2 separate regions of the Homo sapiens genome follow, and region 1 is linked to region 2. Evidence: read pairs that join two places in POLR2A ChIA-PET (ENCODE). Cell type or tissue: A673. All regions are shown on one strand.

Evidence for each region. Peaks named below come from ENCODE experiments on the same cell type or tissue, not always from the same donor. Only the 100,000 strongest peaks of a DNase experiment are listed, where the experiment ranks them.
Region 1: POLR2A ChIA-PET joins it to region 2 with 8 read pairs; 2 of 35 experiments call an interaction of 5 or more read pairs at or near these places.

The regions. Positions count from the first base shown.
Region 1 is chr7:139,053,147-139,055,646 of GRCh38, forward strand. It overlaps ZC3HAV1 (zinc finger CCCH-type containing, antiviral 1), which reads right to left. Exons shown (of 13, transcript NM_020119.4): 10 at 2,059-2,149; 11 at 819-949; 12 at 305-435. Among named protein-coding and RNA genes, the nearest start is that of MIR10399, 10 kb to the left of the region's middle. In A673, no CTCF peak of the experiment used is centred here; DNase peaks (open chromatin) are centred at 815 and 1,115; H3K4me3 peaks cover 409 bases; H3K27ac peaks cover 1,190 bases.
Region 2 is chr7:138,839,964-138,842,463 of GRCh38, forward strand. KIAA1549 reads right to left here. Exons shown (of 20, transcript NM_001164665.2): 19 at 170-315. Among named protein-coding and RNA genes, the nearest start is that of ATP6V0A4, 43 kb to the left of the region's middle. In A673, no CTCF peak of the experiment used is centred here; no DNase peak of the experiment used is centred here.

The sequences.
Region 1 (2,500 bases), 210 kb after region 2:
GTGAGTAGTAATGGTAGACAACAAGACCAACAGATGGAGTAGTTTACAAGCACGTATGAAGACTTTGGTCACTCCCAGAAAGAAAACAGAAGACAGGGACTAAGGTCCAGCAATCAAGCTCCAAGTCAACTGATTCACTCTCATTTGGGCATTTGATATTACCGTGAGCTTACTGTCTCTCCAGGACCACTAGAGCCTGGACACTCTGGTTAATACAAAATAATTACATATACCTCCTAATAGAAGCACATATAAAGCCCGAGTTATGACTCTACTAGTTACGCTTCTCTATCCCGGCACTAACCTTTTCCGTATTTGTTTTCATGAGTTTCATGTAGGAAACTGTCAAAATTATTCGAACAGATAGATTCCACATAGGCACGGCTTGTCGCATAAAATAGGAGTTTTCCTTCTTCCTTCATCTGCGATTTCTTCCTAATATAAGAGATGTGAGACTTAACACGGAGACATCCCCTTCCCACTCCAGTTGATAACATTAATCCCAGCTAAAGTCTAATCATCTAAAAATTTCACTCCATCAGCTTTCACAACGGAGCTACTAACTTTAAGGCAGCAGCTGTACAATAATAAATTTATGAAAACTTTTAAAAGATAGACACATGAAATCATTGAATTGTAAAGCAGTAAGGCTGAGAGAGAGAAGCCAGAGTTGATAGAATGAAAAAAAAAAAAAAAGACTAGCGCCTAAAGGAACTGTTAACTACTAAAATAAATCAGTGAATATAAATCTCAAAGGACGGATATTAACTAATCCTTTCCGGTTTTATGTAAAGAAACACGATAACGTGGCCACCAACCATGTAAATTTATCCAGGAGCTCTGAGTTCTCGATCTTCTTTATCTTTTCAATCTTGAAATTTTTCATGGAAGCTTTAAAATGCTCACTTACTCTGACATATTCTGGATGTAGGTGATGGATCTCTGACAACTAATAAAGTTTAAAAATAGATAAATGTGAAATAGGAAACATTTAAAGCATGATACATCCACATATGTGCCCCCTTATGCCATGAAGTATTGTTACCAGGGTTCTTTCTAACAGCAGATAGGATGAGCTGGCTTAGGGTTCCCACATCTGCCAACTCATTCCCGTAATTAATCAGAGAGGCAGCGGGCCTGTCTGTCCAGGCCAACTGAAAGCTAGCAAAGCACTGTGCCTAAGGGAAAAGGGAAGTCCCCTGCAGTCTGAGTTAGTCCAGTAACCTCTTCCCAATGCAAGGGAAGAGGAATTGAGGTGCCATGCAGTCCAAGCAGACCAGCCTGCACAAAAGCTGAAGCCAGCATGGGGAGGCTAAGCAATCTAGGAATAGTTGTGATCCAACTAGGTTAAGTGACACAGTGAGGCACAGTTTGTTTGACTCCCATAGAAACTTGTTAATTGTAACTAACGGACAAGTCACTTTTACTCTGTGAGTTCTAGTTTTCTTGTCCATAAAATAGAGATGTTAATATCCATTTCACATGGCTGTTGCGAGGATCTGCCCAAATGAGACTGTGTGTGGCTGAACTCTGGAAACAATGAGGTGCCTTGTAGCAGTTAGGTGATCTCTGGGAAAGAGAACCATTAGATGACTGCCTTTCTACCTTGATCTAAGAGTGTTTGTTGTTGTTGTTTGTTTTTTGGAGACAGAGTCTCACTCTGTCGCCCAGGCTGCAGTGCAGTGGGCAGGAGTGCAGTGGCGCGATCTCGGCTCGCTGCAACCTCCGCCTCCCGGGTACAGGCAATTCTCCTGTCTCAGCATCCCAAGTAGCTGGGACTACAGGCTCATGCCGCCATGCCCGGCTAATTTTTTTGTATTTTCGGTAGAGACAGGGTTTCACCGTGTTGTCCAGGCTGGTTTCGAACTCCTGAGCTCAGGCAATCCACTCGCCTCGGCCTCCCAAAATGCTAGGATTACAGGGCTGAGCCACTGCACCCAGCCGATCTAAGAGTTTTGCGGGAGCAATTCATTCATCCAGACAAACACATACACTTGTAGCAAAGTACTTTTTCTAACTTTTAACAGACTCATCCACCAAACATGTAAAACCAAGTACCTTATATTTCTTTGAGGATAGGAAGCAAAAGTCCTCCTGAGGACGAAAGGTCGCAGTTAAAGACACTGACGAGGTCTTTGCTGGCTGATGGCTACAAATAAAGAGAAAGAATTCACTTAACTCTCTGCTCCACAGGCCCAAGTGATGTTTTCTCTTAACTTCCAGCCACTAGGCCAAGGATGCCTAGAGAAATACACAATATTTATTTCTGTATTTTTCTCTGGACTACATCCTCACATATTCCTGGTATAGATGTACCAGTAATCATGTCTTTTAAAAATGCTGCAACTATTCATAATCGGTCAATTAAATGCCATTTTCCTATTGACTTAAAATGTAAAAGTATTGACTCTTTTTTATATTTCTGCTCAACTTTCAAAGGTCCTAATGTGTTAGCATTAAGCAAATGTGTCTTACAGCTTCTTGGTCAAAGGATAAACGA
Region 2 (2,500 bases):
GTATTTTTAGTAGAGACGGGATTTCACTACATTGGCCAGGCTGGTCTCAAACTCCTGACTTCGTGATCCGCCCGCCTCGGCCTCCCAAAGTGCTGGGATTACAGGTGTGAGCCACCGCACCTGGCCTATGTCTAAATTTTAAATGATGACCCAAACAGGAGATACTCACGGCCTCTCTTCGCCCCGCTTCGTCCTCCCCGTACGAAGGCCAGCCTGGCCCCCCATACTGGCTGCCTCTGCTTGGCGGGATTTCCACTGGCTGAGCTCCAATTCTGCTGGCAATCCCCACCTGTGTCAGGTGCTGGATCTGGGAGCCTGGAAGGAACATGGTGGAGTGGCCTGGTCAACATTTATAGGAGAGTATGGCTGCTGAGGATGGCTGCCGAGGAAGACACTGTCAACTCTGACCACTACACTCCTTAATGACAAGGGATCAGGACTTGGTACCAGTTCTATCTCCAGAAATCTCACCTCAACTGCCATACTGTCAGCATTTCCTGAGGGTCCCATAGGTAAGGAAATGCACCACGAAGCGGTAGGAAAATGTACCACGAAGCACCGTGGACCAAGCAATAAAAATAAACAAATAAAAGAAGAAAATCCCATTGCAAAAAAAGTCTGAAACAGAATTCTTGACCCCGTGACATTCATCCCTAAGCCTAAGTCTGTCCCCCATTTCGCCCTCCCCATTTCCACCCAGGGCTGTGCAGCCCTACTTGCTCAGATCTAAAAACCTACACCCTATGCGCCACTCCTCTTTCCTGCGCACTTCTACCAGCCCATCAGAAAGCCCACGGGCTCCTCTCCTGAAACACTGTGTGAGGGTGACCCCTCCTCCCTGTGAGCACCACAACAGCCCCAGTGGAACCACAATCCCACCCCTGATGCAACTGTTTTGGAAACACCCTGTCAGAAGACACTGTCAGCTCTGATCACTGCACTCCTTAAGGACAAGGGATCATGACTTGGTACCAGTTCTATCTCCAGAAATGGCATTTCCTAAGAGCAACAGACCATAAGCTTCTTGGTTCCTGGACTCTGATTTTCTTTTAATTCAGAGGCTGACAGTGATGCCCTTATTTTCGTGGCTAGACATTAGGACTGGGGATAAACGGTACCACAGAAGGTACTTCCATTCATCTCTGTGGCAGTTACCAACAAGGAGCAGCTCATTTATTAAGAAAGGGGTGACAGGTTTGGGAGCCACCATGAAGCTGAAGCCTGGCTCTTTCTTGCTTGTGGCTTCGAGATTCACAAGGAGCTGGTTATACAATATGCTTATTTTTTTCCCCTTAAAAGGCAGAATACGTATCTATTTAAATTCAGCATATTGAAGTATATTTTCATTATAACCCATATTGTGTCTGTAATGTAGCCACAAGACAATTAAAACCACTCCCCCAGCCTCACTGGTGCGGTGAGCTGATGGCAGAGCCAGAGGACTCTCTAGAGCTAATTACCCCCCTATACCCAGACATCTGCAGCCTCCTGTGGCTATGGAAGCCAGGTAATACACAATGTTTTTCTCCCTCACCAACTTCTGTCGTATGGAAATATACCTATATTGCAAATTAAGGGCGAACAAAGTGATCCTTAAGCACTGTGAAATAGAATACTTATTTCTAAATTTGGAAATTTCATCAAATTCACCAGTGATGCTCAGACTGGAACCACAAAGGCTCCAAGCGTCCATATCTAAAGGAGGCACCTCCTCCGTCTTTAAGTCTATTCCTACTCTAGTTGTCTAATTAATAACCTCCATTCTCTCAATTCTTTATTTTAAGAGATGGGGTCTCACTATGTTGGCCAGGCTGGTCTTGAACTCTTCCTAGCCTCAACTGATCCTCCCACTTTGGCCTCCCAACATGATGGGATTATAGCTGTGAGCTATCGTACCTGACCGACAACCTCAATTAATCAACCACATTTAAAAAAAAAAAAAAAGAACTCCTCGATGGTTTTATTCGGATATTTAATGATAACTAAAAGTCAGGAAAAGCTGTCCTGGCTCTGGGCAGAGCAATGCACTCTACTGGAGCACCAGGTCAGTTACTGAAAAATCCTAACAGTATTAAAATGATCAGGACTACCAGCACTCCTTGCCCAACAGACGTTGTTTGAGCAAATCTTGCAAAATGCTGCAAGAGCAGCGCGGTGTTCCCTGTTTCCAAAGGCTCAACCAACTGCACAGGGAGAAAAGCACACCTTCTGTGTAAAGCCACTCCAGTAGCTGAAATCATCATTCGGTAGGATTTTGTATCCTGTGTTGTTCACTTAACTATACAGCACAGGCTTCCCCCATGAGTCAGCATTGAGCCCAGCAAGCCGGGGTTTGCATTCCAGCTCAGCCATCGACAAGCCATGTGACCCTGAGCAACGGGCTATGGCTACCGCTGAGCCTTGATTCCTCACTTCTCCAGCAGGAATAAAAAATCTACCTCAGCTGGGTGCAGCGGCTCACGCCTGTAATCCCAGTACTTTGGGAGGCTGAGGCGGGCGG